3 separate regions of the Homo sapiens genome follow, and all the other regions are linked to region 3. The links are chromatin loops, found by intact Hi-C in ENCODE. Cell type or tissue: PC-3. All regions are shown on one strand. Region 1 has its middle 230 kb from the start of LRIG3-DT. Region 2 has its middle 210 kb from the start of LINC02403. Region 3 holds the start of LOC105369786 (a long non-coding RNA gene).

Region 1 (5,000 bases), 970 kb after region 3:
ATGAGAACGGACTAATACAAGATATAACAACAACAACAATAATAGTAATGTCAAGGTGTTTATGCATATAATCAGTTGCAGCCACATCACATCAAAAGTAATAATGACAACTATTCAGTTAAAAAAAAAAGAAAGAAAGTTCTGAGGAGAAATGAAAAAGTGCCAGTGTTTCAATGGAACTCTTGGAAACTTTGTCTTCTAATTGATTTATTTTTTAATTTGTTGGGGAGGAAAAAAAATACATTTTCCTTCTAACCCATCATAGGTTCATTGGCTGGGGCCCCTATAACAAAAGACAGATTAACAAGAGAAAAGCATACACATTTATTTAATATTATTTTTTACATGACACAGGAGCCTTCATAAAGAAGTGAAGACTGAAAAAAACAATTAAACCTGAGTGTTTTTAAATAGATTTGAGGAAGTGTTTTAAATAGGTTTGAGGAAGAATAGAGAATCATGGAAAAGCATAAGGCAAAAAAAAAGAGCAGGAAGAAAGAAAGAAAAAAGGAAGGAAAGAAGGAAGGAAGGAAAGAAGGAAGAAAGAGTATGAGTTAAGGGTAATAAACCAGGGGAACTTGGGCCTTTTTGTTCAGATTCCTCTTGGTGTCCCTGTGATCTGTGTCTTTGGAGGTAAGGATGCTCCTTTCCTCTAGGTATTGAGAAGCCACCTCTCACATGAAGCCCTATGACCTTCTCTAGGGGAGAAGTGAAGGAGAAGTCAGAGATATCTTCCTGCATATCTATTTCACAAATTCCTTCAACTTAAAATATTCCATATGTCAAGGTGCCACATTTTAGGATAGCACATCTTGAACTCTGTCAAGTTCTATTTGTTTTTTTTAATGTGATGGAGTTTTTGGTGTGTGTATGTGTTTAGTGCTGGGTGAGAAAAATATCTTATATCCTAAAATACTAGTTGTAATTATGCACAAATAGTCATCAACTCAGAATTTTATAGAGAAAATATAAATCTTAACCATCATTTAGCCCAATAGTTATAATAATGACAGACCATCAGAATTATCTAGAATTGCATGTGTGTATAATATGATCTTAAATTGTATCATATGTATATGTATGTATAGATGTTGCTGAGTTTCATTCCTGGAGAGTCAGTGCTAATTCACAAGGTATGGAGAATGACAATGCAAGGTTTCCTCTATGAGCAGCCAGGTTGGGAAACCATTTACGTTACAAGTTCTGTAACTTTGCATGAGGCAACTGAAGCCTGTGTAGATTGACCAACCTACCACTTATCATACAGCCATCAGATACTATAGTCAGTAATAAACCCAGGCTTTCTGACTCTTGACTTTTCCCCATAACCGAGGTTTCTTCTTCAAGATGTTTATGAGACATTGCTAATCCCTTGACTATGACTTTGAATGTCTAACACTTCACTGATACTCAGCTCTTGTTTTTTGTCTAATAAATAATTATTTATGCTGTTGATTCACTACTTATCCTTTAAAAGTAACATGATATTGCATTTGCCCATAAAAATAAAATTGTTAACACTTGCTCCCTTTCATTGGAAATGATTTTCACATTTTATTGTTTCTATTTGTTAACACTTATCTTCTAACTTATGGTTTTTCACTTCAAAGTTAAATTATTTAAATCTAGAAAAAATTGTTTATTAAATTCACTTGTTTAACAATTTCAGAAAAGTCAGCCAATGAATTGTTTATTGAGAGGGTTGTTCCCTCCCTCCCTTCCTTGCTTTCTTCCTTCCTTTCTTCCTTCCTTCCTTCCTTTCTTCCCTCCCTCTTATAATCCCCAGAGGAAATGGCAGATGCGAATGGCTGAAATGTAATGTAATTGACTTGTCTCCCTAGTTTGTGTATTACTGCCCTCTGTTGGATACAATTAGGTCTACTCTAATATGTTAGACTGTCTTGCCCCCTAGTGGTTTGTGCAGAAGACAGTAATGAGGACATTGGAAAACACTGTGTGAAGGATCAGCTAATTATTTATTTACTTTTAGATAAGTACAATTTGACAAAAACCTGATTTTATAATAACTGATTTAACATGTAACAACTCACCTTGCTTGTGTCTCAAATTTCATTTATGAACAAATCAATAGACTAATTACTAAGTTAGAGAAATATGTTGCTATATAAGAAATATAAAATTTATGGTAACTTTTAATGCACAACTCAATTTATCACTTCATTAATTGGAGACTTCTAATGGGCCATTTTCTGAAAATTGAATTTATTTCTTCTTCTTCTTCTTTCAGAGACAGGTCTCTCTGTTGCCTGGGTTGGAGTGCAGTGGCCTCAAGTTCCTAGCCACAAGCGAACCTCCTGTATCAGCTTCCTTTGTAGCTGGGACTACAGGTGTGCATCATCACACCAGGCTAATTTTTAAATTTGTTTTTGGAAAGACAGGTCCTGTTTAATTTCCCAGCTGGTCTCGAACTACTGGCTTCAAGAGATCCTTTTACCTCAGCCTCCCAAAAGTCTGGGATTACAGGTGTGAGCCACTGAGTCCAGCCTGAAAATGGAATTTCCTGAACTGGAATGAGTTTTATTCACTATGCCTGAGATTCTGCAAACTGAAGCAGAGACATGCAGCAGAGAATTTTTTTTTTTTGAGGCAGGGTCTCACTGTGTCACCCAGAGTGGAGTGCAGTGGCATGATCTTGGCTTACCACAACCTCCACCTCCCAGGCTCAAGCAATTCTCCTGCCTCAGCTTCCCGGGTAGCTGGGATTACAGGCATGCACCACTACCACCCGGCTAATTTTTTTTGTATTTTTAGTAGAGACATGGTTTCACCATGTTGGCCAGGCTGGTCTTGAACTTCTGACTTCAAATGACCCACTTGTCTTGGCCTTCCAAAGTGCTGGGATTACAGGTGTGAGCCACTGCACCTGGCATGAATTTAAATTAGAAAAATAGAGACACTTTAAGCAAAATTTTTTGACAAAATATGAAAAATAAATTGGCTATAGTAAATTTACTACTATTTCAAAATAAAACATAATCAGCATAATCACCCATTCAATTAATTCATTAGAAATTAACAAACCTAACTTGTGCAACTCTCAGATGAATAAGAAGTAAAAAAGCTCTTGGTTTCTTGTAGCTTACATTCCTTAGATTTGTAGATCCTGTTGGGTTGAGTCATTTCTAAGAATAGATTAATTTTTCCCCCTTTCTCCTATCACTCCAAACTTACTCCTCTCATGGCTCTTATGAATTCAGTTTTTTTTCTTGTTTATCATCCCAGTAATCCATATCTGTATGTCCTAGGTTATAGTACCTGAACCAAGGTGAGCTTTTAATGAATCTTTGTTTTCAGTACCCCCTGTCTCCTTATAACCCTTAACTCTTCTCTTGCCCCCTCTGGTATTCAAGAAACCCTGAGACTTTACCATGAAAACCTCCTCCACTGAAAGGTCAATCAGCCCTCTATTGCCTTAAAATGAAGTCTTTGCCCAGAAAGTAACAATGCATTTGCCCAGAAGTACAAACATATTAAGCTTTATCTTGAGCTTAAAATCAAATATATATTTAATTCATCTTCCTCTTCCAGGCTCCCCCCTCCCCCGCCACACACATGTATACATAGACAAAGGATAGACTCTGGAGGACAAAGGGCAGGAATTTATAGCACAGTAGGTCTTCTCACTCCATAAACCGTATGCCTTAAAACAGCAAATCTACCTCATCTTTTTTTTTTTTGCTTCCTTTATTCATCCTTTTTGTTCTTCTTAAACTAAAGAACTTGCCCTTCTCTCTCAGTGACAGCAGGGATGACACTTAGTCAGGTATGGCTGTATTGGTTGTGAAGAGCTGGTATCTGTCCGAATTGATTGCTACATCTGTCCTGATGAGCTGGTGCTTATTACAGATTCCGAAGATTACCATAGGACAGCAGGCAGTTTGCATTTGTCCACACCAGAGTTTTGCGTGTGCTATTCCCTTTTTCTAGAATCACTTACTTCTGTCTCTTCTAATCCTGAATTCTCAGTCATATTCTAGTAGTCTACTTATATGTTATTTGGTGACCCTGAAAAATTCCAGGATAGAGTTGATGACAACCTCATTTGAGTCCATTCTGTACTTTGTGAAAACCCTATTAAGGTACCTTATCATTGTTCAGCATATTCCAGAACACTGGGAAACTTCAGCTATGAACACTGTTTCTTTTTTTTTTAACTTAAAACTAACATTAAGTTATTAAACTTGCCTTGTATTTTAAAATTTGTTCATTTTCACCCTTTTGGGGGATCATTTCTTAGATGTTATGGATTCTGACTAGGTCTTTTTGAATTTTGTTCTATCTTTCTATAAATCTGAGATTTTTTTAACTTTTATCTTCCAATTAATTAGTCCTCCAATCATTTTCTTTTAATTTCTAAAAGCACTCTTTTTCTTAGATTTTTTTTTCATAGCCTTTCATTCCTATTTGGTGGATACTGTATCTTCTTTAATCTTTGAGAAAACATATTTGACTTTGAACAAATTTTCATCATTATGTTACACAAATTATCGGTTTCTATTGTATGTTTTTCATGTTGCAGATATCCTGCAGTTTATGTTGAATGTTTGTTTTATACTGACACTTAGAAGGAATAAATAGGAAGCTCTGTGTGTGGTCAAGTTCAGCAGGCTTCACTTTAAGGTTAGTGGGCGGGGGTAGCCATTAAACCAAAAAGCCTCTTAATGCTGGAATAAGGAAAACTGTGCTCTACAGTTTATTTAGAATTTCACTGATTAACCAGAGGTAGATGATGCAGTTTCTTTGGAGAAAAGCCCTGTGATTTTTGTCCATAGCTAAGTGCCAGGTAGCAGGATATAGTTCATCCAAGTCCTGGGAGACATCTACTCTCTGCTGACCTTGGGTCCCTGAGGCAAAGCCACTCAAGAGTCTCCTTAGTCAGGCTGAATTTATCCTTGACTTTGTCTTTTGCAGCTTCCTTCCCAATTTTTCCAGTCTGCAGTTCAGTGTCACTTCTGCTTCATCCTTTATCTTTTTTCATC
Region 2 (5,000 bases), 130 kb after region 3:
TTAATGAGAAGTAGCCATTTGATGAGGACAGGCTTTATTCTTGAGAAGCACTCTCTTTCCTTCCAAGGTTAAGTTTAAAGACAAAATCCTTCCGTTTCATTCAAGTTCTGGCATTCACAGCCTGTGAGGTCACTTTAAGACATCTCAGATTTTGTTGTGACAAAGAAAAATAACCCAGGTTTTGTGCACCCACGTACAAACCTAATTTGGTGATTCCTAAAATTTTCTGTCAGCTTTCTGTAGGCAGGAGGTTAAAAAAGGTAGCTGTTTAATCTCTGTTTAATCCTCAAAGTATGTGCCAAAAAAGGATTTTTCATATGATAGTGAAAATAGCTCTTTCATGCATATTTTCACCAGCAAAAGGTTTAAGTAGGATTTTGAAATATCTTCAGTCACCCCTTTACCTATCTGAGTTATTCTTATTTCAGTGATGCCATTGGCACCTTGTCAGAGATGTTCGGGGACAGAGGCATTCTAGTAGGAAATTTAAAACTAAAAGAGAGATGAGACAACTTTGTTACCCAGCTGAATCATAATTGTGTTTTAAGAAGCTGATGGTACTTCAGGAACACTAAAATACAGATAGCATATTATTATTATTAGGATTATTAACCATTATAATATTGTTAATTGCTGTCACCGAGCTACTGTACAACAAAGCCTTAAACCCAACTCCCGTCTTTCTGAGCCCAGAGCCCAAGCTTTCCTAACCACCGTATTATATTGTTTCTTTGACCCTCCTTCTCCACCCACCCAGCACTCACTCCAGGCCAGCTAATTGCCGCTTCTTGCAGAATTTCCTCATCATGACACATCTGTTCCGATTTGTAGCTCTCTGTATATGTGATGGTCCCACCTGCTGGGCTGTCATGTCTTTGAAAATATGGTCAATGCCTTATATATTACTGTATTTTAAGCCATGAATGTAACAGAAATGCAGATTCAGTCACTTGTTACTTGCACAGTCCGATTAACAGCAAGGTCTGACATAAAGAAAGTGACTTTTGGCCAGTGCGGTGCCTCATGCCTGTAATTTGAGCATTTTAGGAGGCCAGGATGGGCAGACTGCTTGAGGCTAGAAATTCAAGAGCAACCTGGGCAACATGGTGAAACCTCATCTCTACCCAAAATAAATAAATAAATAAATAAATAAATAAATAAATAAGCCAGGTGTGATGGTGTGCACCTGTAGTCCCAGATACTCAGAAGGATCATGTGAACCCGGGAGATGGATCGAGGCTGCAGTGAGCCATGATCATGCTACTGCACTCCAGTCTGAGTCTGGGCAACAGAGTGTGACCCTATCTCAAAAAACAAAACAAAACAAAAAAACAAGAACAAAATTAAAAACAAAGCAATTATTTATTCCAAAGCTAGCTTAGGGGAAGAAGTACAGGCTACCTGCCTTAAAGGTATTGCTTCTCTTCTGGGGCAGAAAGCAAGGGCTTTTAAAGGGGAACTTGGCATGAACGGCACACAGGGAGGGATGCAACAGGTGGGGATCTATGTGACTTCGTGCCTTATCCACCGAGTGGTCAGCCTGGCGTCATTGAGGGCAGAACTAGATTGTAAAGTGGCCATTGTTTCAAGATGCTCTACCAGTGGGAAAGAGTTTCATAGCAGGCTTACTTTAAGTGTAAATTGCTCAAGGCAATCTCCTGGTGGGAGAGGTCTCAGCTCTGAAGCTTCTAAGCACACAGTTAGATGAACTTGCCTTGTAGGGAGTGTCTGGTGAAGGGAAGGTAGAAGGTTATAATTACATTTCTAAAGAGCCAAGTAGGAAGTGGGGAACAGGGGAAGAGGAGGAAAGAGGAAGAAAAAAAATTAAAAAATAACTCATTCTTTTTTTCCTAGAAAAATGGGGGGTCCTTGATTACGTTAGTGGGTAGTTTCCATTTTCTTGGCACAGAATTGTCTCTTCATAAACGTTTGTTTAGTGAATGATTACTCTCCTGAATAGTTACTATTTTATAACTTTATTCTTTAATGCACATTTTTGGAGTACAAAACTTCAGAAATAGAATCAACATTTTTAATAATTGTCAGGCTTCACACAGAAAGAGGAGACTAGTTAAATAAACTCATCTTTGAAAAGGTCTTTTAAGACTCTCCCCCAACCATCACAAAACACAGGAAGAGGAAGCAGTAAAGCAAACCTGTGGCTTTGGGAGACACCTACTGCCAGAAAGGATTGCAGTTTGGGGTGGAAATATTTCTGATACCCAGGTTGGTGTTGTGCCAATTGTGACAGTTGGCAAATACAACAGTTTTTATTGTATTTGCTTTTAAGAAAATATTCACATCCCTTTGAGTACAGGTTCCCTGTAGTATCTAAATCAATAGTGCCTTTAGACTCCATGTGACATTAATCCAACAAGAAAATCAGGTTCTCGTGCACCCAGATTTCCACTTGTACCTGTCACAATCAATTAAATTGATAGTGATTACAGAGAGATTACTTGGCTTGCTGAAGACCACATGGCCAGGAAGAAGGTTCAAGGCCAGAGCCCAGGCCTTTTGCTCCAGTGTACTTTACATTTACCAGCTGCCTCTGGGCTAGAAAAACTGCAGTTGTGTTTTCTGCTCTTACTTCAAGAGGTTGTTATATATCATGAGGTTAAGTACCTGATAGTTGTAGGCAGACTGTAATATATACAAATGAAGAGTACTAATATTAAATCTAGCAGATTAACCACAAGCTTTCCTCTCTGTAGACTCAACCAGGCAAATCTGGCCTCTTAAAGTTTGCTGAACTGTCTAATTCCAGGAAAAATCTGCCTTAAAAAATCTCAAGCACCCAAACTGTGAAAATAAAAATTAAAAGAACTTATGTCCCGTTGATGTTTAAGAATAAACAGACTTTTAGAAAACTCAGTGTTACGGCAAAAAAGAGACTGAAGAAAGATATCTGTGAAGTTCAAAATTTTGGGAGTAGTTTTTTCTTTTACCTTTTCATTTTATCGGCCTGCCTGTATCCACAATGGTAATTCTTTATTTTTTTCCCCTAGGTTTGACTTTTTTTCTCCCAACTCAAGAAAGTCCTACTGAGAGAAAATGCTTTGCAGAATTGTTTAATTATCACTAGATTTCTCAAAAAAAATTGTGACAGGGACTAATAATTCAGATTCAATGTTCAGTCTCTTTTTTCTACCACAATAGAACCACTGGTTTTTAGCTGTGCACCTGGCTTCTAGAACAAAAACTCTTATTTACAAACCTACCTTTTAGCCAGGTGTGACCATGTGACTAATCACTGGCCAATGAGATATGAGGAGCAGAGACGTGTTGGACTTCTGAAACTCTTACCTCCTGAAAGCGGGTGGGAATAATGTTCCCCCTTTTCCCACCCTCTTTCTTTATCCTGCTGCTCAAAATGTGGATTAAGATGAGCTACTTTGCACCAGGTAGATGAGAACAGAAACCTGAGGCTGTTGGAACCTGGGTCTTTTTTTGCATGTGACGGGGTTTTGCTCTGTTGCCCAGGCTGGAGTACAGTGGCATGATCATAGCTCACTGCAGCCCTGAACTCCTGGTCTCAAGTTTTCCATCCTGCCTCAGTTTTCCAAAGTGTGAGGACTACAGGTGTGAGACACTACATCCAGATGAGCCTAGATCTTTTAATGCATTTGCAAAACAGGGCTGTCCTACCAGCTTTCATGACTAGAAAGAAATGAACTTCTGTCTTAAGACACTGCTATTTTGGGCCTATTAAACATATAGCCAAATTTATATATACCCAATATAAATGCAGAGAAGGTGGCAGATTATTTTCAGATCAGAAATGAGTTTGAGGGCTGGGCACGGTGGCTCATGCCTGTAATCACAGCACTTTGGGAGGCCGAGGCAGGTGGATCACGAGGTCAGGAGATTGAGACCATCCTGGCTAACACGGTGAAACCCCATCTCTACTAAAAATACAAAGTATTAGCCGGGCGTGGTGGCCTGTCCCTGTAGTTCCAGTTATTCAGGAGGCTGAGGCAGGAGAATCACTTGAACCAGGGAGGCAGAGGTTGTGGTGAGCCAAGACTGTGCCACTGCACTCCACCCTGGGTGACAGAGTGAGACTCCGTCTCAAAAAAAAAAAAAAAAAAAAAAAAAAAAAGTAAAGAAATGAGTTTGAAATAAAATAATGATAAAATAGAATAAGAAAATTATCTTGTCCATATACTGACTATTCTATGGTGGCTAAACTTACAATAATGACTTGAATATCTGTTGGTGGACAAAAGCAAAGAGAGAATTCAAAACTCTGTGAATCAAGATTTATTTTATTACATATTAGCACCAAAAAACTAGGTATTCAAGTCTTCCATAATAATTTCATTCAGGTCAGGTCTATATTTCAAGCAATGGGCATTACTGATGAACTGTTTCATCGGACAACAACAATCAACTATCTAATTTATCTCGTGTTTGAGAGAAGAATGCTTGCTGTTAATGAGGAATTCTATCTTCTCAAGATGAGGGCTTTAGAAGGAATATCTGACCTGTTAATAGTTTGAAAAGACTTTAAGCCAATCTCAAGTCGCAGTAAATCTCAAACTTTGTAATTAAAATTAAGCAAATGTTCATGCATCGTTTTTAATTTGTGTTGTATTGAAAAGCTTAGGAAAAGAAAACTATGTGAGGAGATTAGGAGCCAGGGTGGGCAAGCCTGAATCTCACAGCGAGGAAGGAGGAACCAAAGTGTGATGAATCTTACAGAGTGTGATGATAAAGTTATGAGATAGACACCCATGAGAATAAATGAACTTGCCTTACAGACTAGATGGTTGCAACTTCATAGCTTCCTAGGGAATTTTACTATGTTTACTATCTTACTTACATAGTTTGTTTTTAGCCTATGTCAACCATATAGGCTATCAAACATGTGGCAAAGCTAGACGTTTTAATTTCCTGCCTTTCCCAAAGTAACAAGTTAGTTCTTTTCCAGTCTGTATGATGGTTTGGAAAATACAATAAACTAAACATACTCTTGCAGACACATGTGTGTGTACACA
Region 3 (5,000 bases):
TCCTGAAAAAAATTTTTGCAGTTTGGCTGGAAATGTTCATGCTTGATTTCAACACATTTACAGAGCATTCACAGGAAATAATTGCAAGTTCACACAATATGCTCTGTGGGTGTGATTCGGATCAGCTCTCAAGAGCACGGAATGAAGGCTTTCAGCCATTTAGGCAAAGAAACATTAAAATAATGATAAAAGGATCCCACTGCAATTGAAGGGAGTGAAAAAGAATTAGATAGTAAGGCACACATTTTATCTTCCTTGGGATCAAAAGCTGCTGGGCACACCAGTGGATCTGAATTCTATTATATTGAGAAGTATTCTTAGGGTTTTAAGGATTTGAGCCATGTTAGTTTTGTTTGTTGAATCCTGGTCATAGTAACATTTCACTTCATGGGGGAATAATAGGAGGTAGCAGGGAAGGCTCACAGAATGGAGCTTACTCTTTATGAGAAAAAAATGTGCTAAAGATTTGAGACTTTATTGTTACCAAATGTGGAAGAAAGTATTTTTATGATGCCAGTCTTGTCTCCTGAGACCTCTGAGTTGCTAAACATTGATCTAAACACTGTGAGGGCTGAACAGGAAAATGCGAGATGGGACCCTTACCTTAACATTCATATGAGCTGTTTTGGGGGGTAAAACATGCTTCTGTGGAAGGACTAAATGCAAGTTAACACAAATTAAAGTGTGCCCAGCCTAAGAAACAGAAATCTGAAAACCTGAACACAGAAGACCAAAATCTTAGAGTATATAAAACAGTGATTTGCATAGCCAATGATCAAATATAGGATATACTAAAAATGTAAATATATGCTTCAATTTATTAATAATGATAGCTTGCATCTGTGTTGCCCTTGACTGTTTTCACAGCATTTTCACATACTTATTTTCACACTTCTCACTACTGTTGACCTATTGACCCATTTTTCTGGGACGCAGATATAAGGCAATTGTTAAAGTGTCATACAATTATTATGCCATAGAATCATCACTACTATTTCCTTTTCAGTTGGTTTTTAAAACAATTTTTTCTTTTGGTAGAGACATCTCACTCTGTTACCCTGGCTGGTCTTGAACTCTTGGCCTCAAGCAATCCTTCTGCCTTGGCCTCCCAAAGTGCTGAAATTATAAGCTTGAGCTACCATGTCTGGTCTGATTTAACTTAGTAAGAATATTGCTTTTACCATAGCACTGTACTCCAAAAATCCTATGTCTACTACAAAAGTTTTTAGTTTCACTGTTGAATTTTTTCATGAGATAGACAGAAATACTGGAAATACTGGAGCTATTTTTGGAATTAACTGATATTGTATTTGAAACTTCAGTAATGACAATGACATAAAACTGACAGTTTCAACTTTTGAAGTTTTTTTCTGCTTATGGAGTCACTCCACACAGCTTTCACTTTACCTTTTGTATATGCACAGAAATATTTGGAATAAAAAGTAAGTGAAATTTATTTAGAAGAACAGTCATTTGATATAAATAAAAAGTCATGCCTCACAGAATAATACATAAACACATGTTCTGCAGCTGAAAGTGCTAAATCTTCATCTCTGGGCATAGTCGTCTTAAAATAATTAACTTTTGAAGTAGATGAGGATGCTTCTTAGGTTTGTCTTCAGGTTTTCATGTGGTCAGTGATATCACGATGGCCCTCATGGTGGATGGTAAGTAAGTCTTAACAAATGTTCTTGAGACGTAGAAATTCAATACTTAATTTTTTATTAATAGGCACTTTTAAAAAGATCATTGCAGCTGAAGAGTTTATTACAAAATAAAAAAATTACTGAACACCATATTATAAATGACAAAATCACTTTGGTAAGAGCTTTCAGACTACTTTCTATGATACATTCTATGGTGAAACTGTTCAGACTGTACTCTGATATGTAATGTAATTTCCCACATTTCCCTCTCAATGGTTAGCTGGGAGCCTGGCGTCTCTATGCATTTAGGCATTTCACACAGGCTGGTCCACCTGGCTTATTCATGAAATCGCCAGCAGAGGGAGGAATGATGAGTAGTCTCCTACCACCCGACACTGGAAGTTCGCGAGTGCTTGGATCTGAGTATCTTTTGTCATGTGGGCTTGTATCTGAGTATCTTTTGTCATGTGGGCAAGCATGCACCCTGCATGCTGTTCTTGAAAGTGAGCTATTAATCACGTTGCTCTGAAAAGGGCTGGGAAAAGAGAGATGGATTGTTGATCATCTTTTCGTTTTAAACCATGTGTTAAAGTTAGATCTCTGTTCACTGCCCTGTGTGCCTTACACAAAGCCAAGTAAGAATTATGGCAGAAGCTGGAAGTACAAAGTGGAAGTCTACCAAACCTATCCTGACTTATTTTAATGCAGCTTTAATAAAAATTCCTCAAATGGGACAAATGCTAAACTAGTCCTGGGTCAACAGGCATAAGCCAGTGCTGGCCCAGGGATGAGGAGAATGATATTCACTCTAGTTAAGGACAAGCAACCTCTTTTCTTTACCACATCTTATCCCTTCACATTTGAAACTTTCTTCTCTGCCCCAGATGGATCTCTTCTCTAAGTCAAGCATCCTTATTTCTTTCCTCTGTTCATCATATGAGGTGGATCCCTGCATTGTCCCCTTTTTGGGTGAAGGGTAGGACTACTCAGTGTCCAGACTTTGACTTCATGTTTGATGAACTGTTCAACTAGTTGTTTCTACCTGTGTGGATTAGCTTCTCTGGCTCTGCCCTTTGACATGATGGGCTTAAGAGGGGTTTATAGGAAAAGAAACTGAGGGACCAAATAGGCAACCATTTCGTGTTCCCAGTTCTACCTGAAGAACAAGTGTGATCCCATCCTGTTCATTTTACCTCTGTCCTGTACTGTCTTCTTCATCTGCTTCCTTCATGACATTTCAGAGCTCTCTGTGCATCTGGGTCTGTCTCACGTTATGCAAAAGCAGGTGTAGAGGCCACTGAGTCTGCTTTCTTTATCTAATCACAGTGGTCTAGCTCACCTTCATGCTTCCTTTAACCTGGGGGATAGATATGCTTACCACATCCTGTATTTTTTTTTCCCAAGACTTGACCTCCCAGGCTCAAGTGAGTTTACCGCCTCAGCTTTCCAAGCAGCTGGCACAACAGGTGTGCACCATGATGTCTGGCTAATTTTTTGTATTTTTGTAGAGATAGAGTTTTGCCATGTTGCCCAGGCTGGTCTCAAATGCCTAGGCTCAAGCCATCCATCTGCCTCAGCCTCCCAAAGTGCTGGGACTACAGGCATGAGCCACCATGCCTGACCCTTTGTTGTTCTTATAGAACTCATGTATTACTGTAAATGAGCACCCTTCTAATGATAAAGATATACTTTGTTCTAGAAACAGAATTAAAATAATTTCTTAGATTTCTTCTGTGGCTTATTTCCACAAAATGTGATCCATGCCCTTATGGAACTACTGGTTGCTCTTTAACTTAGATACCTGTTGTGTGAACCATCAGGCATGAGGAACACACTAGTTCTCTAATCTCCTGCTAGAGATGCTTCCCTAGATCTCCTTTCCCTACTTCATCTGTGTTCATTACATTCTCCCCACATTGCTCCAGGCAGAAGGTGAAAACATCGGGGCAGGAGATAGCAAGGAGGTGAGCGCAAGACTGGACAACTTCACAAAGTGATTAGACAGAGCAGAGGACTGTAGAAGGTGGTGAAAGTGATTCCTGTCTCACTCTTCACCCATAAAAATGGTGCAGAACTTAGATTTGTCAGTAGGATCATAGAATGCTGCTATTACTGATCAGAATCTTTGCAATCATATGGTTCCAATCCCTTCATTTCATAAAAGAGAAATAAGAAGTTGAAGGAGGCATCAGTCTGGGAGTAGAATATGGGTCTCTTAATTCTGTTCATCACCATATCTTCTTATTCATGGGTGCCTGGCATAGCAAAAGCTGGGGGGCAGAGGAGAAAAGACTAGGAGTATTGGAAAGAGTATTGTTTTGGGAGTCAGAAAATTTATGTTCTAGTACCAGCTCTGCCATCAAATATCTGTGTAATTTTAGGGAGTCAATTTGCCTTTCTAAACATTAGTGTTCTCATTTATAAATTGATAATATCTAAAGTCTCTTTCATTTCTAAATCTCCACTGAATTGCTGCTTTCCTTCTAGCATTCACTAAGATTTACTTTTAGCTAGATTCTATTCTAAATACATAATCATATTTAACCTTTAAGGAATTCTGAGGTATATTCTGTTATTATTCTATTTTACAGATGAGGAAACTGGAAAGCAGAGAGGTTAAGTAACTTGCTCAAAGTCATGGGACTAATAAATGGAAGATGAAACATGACTCCAAAACCCACTCAGTGGGTGAAAGATAAATGTGTGTGTGTGTGTGTGTGTGTGCGCACGCACAAATGAAGGAGCTTCGGAATCTGCAATATTCACTGAGAGGGGTGTCCAGTAATAAAGAGCTGAGAAACATTGGCTTGAGTCCTACAAGCCTATGTAAGATATATATTTTGAATACATTTATGGACTGCTGTTGCCAGTCGAAGTCTTTTTGCAAATTGTCAAAAATGAAAGCATTTTCTTATTGAGCAACCAGGCACAAGTGGCATAGCTCTTAATTCTTAGATCTCAGAACACTTACCAATCACTCTGGCTTCATAAAATGCCTTTGTTCACCTTGGCTTGCAATCACATTTCCCTGATTCCTTCTTTGAGTTAAAATATTTTTCTCTACTCTTCTGAAACAGAGGCTAAAATTAATAGACAATATTACAACAGGCAATTCGTAATCAGAGAATTGATTTAAGACCTATTATGACAGGTAAGCAAAAGTGAAATTTTAATGAGGGCTTGGAACAACACTTTTTCCTCTTTGATTCCTCAAATGACTGATGGTTTGTCATTTTTAAAAGGGCTTATATTTTGCACTGTCATTATGCTAGGTATAATGCCATATATTCTCTCCTATGAGGTGGTTTCTCAAATAGAACATACCTGAAGTTTTCCATCTCCCAAGGAAAAATG

The links. A loop is a pair of places that touch in the nucleus more often than their neighbours do. Peaks named below come from ENCODE experiments on the same cell type or tissue, not always from the same donor. Only the 100,000 strongest peaks of a DNase experiment are listed, where the experiment ranks them.
Region 1: it touches region 3 in a loop (6-fold over the local background); 2 of 110 quality-filtered maps call a loop at or near these places.
Region 2: it touches region 3 in a loop (10-fold over the local background); 14 of 110 quality-filtered maps call a loop at or near these places.

The regions. Positions count from the first base shown.
Region 1 is chr12:59,148,330-59,153,329 of GRCh38, forward strand. No RefSeq gene overlaps it. Among named protein-coding and RNA genes, the nearest start is that of LRIG3-DT, 230 kb to the left of the region's middle. In PC-3, a CTCF peak has its summit at 1,892 (motif pointing left); a DNase peak (open chromatin) is centred at 1,862.
Region 2 is chr12:58,300,389-58,305,388 of GRCh38, forward strand. No RefSeq gene overlaps it. Among named protein-coding and RNA genes, the nearest start is that of LINC02403, 210 kb to the left of the region's middle. In PC-3, a CTCF peak has its summit at 2,177; a DNase peak (open chromatin) is centred at 2,223; H3K27ac peaks cover 713 bases.
Region 3 is chr12:58,174,475-58,179,474 of GRCh38, forward strand. LOC105369786 (a long non-coding RNA gene) reads right to left here and starts at 3,520. Exons shown (of 3, transcript XR_945004.3): 1 at 3,448-3,520; 2 at 2,840-3,003; 3 at 2,062-2,181. In PC-3, CTCF peaks have their summits at 2,001 (motif pointing right) and 2,203; a DNase peak (open chromatin) is centred at 2,007.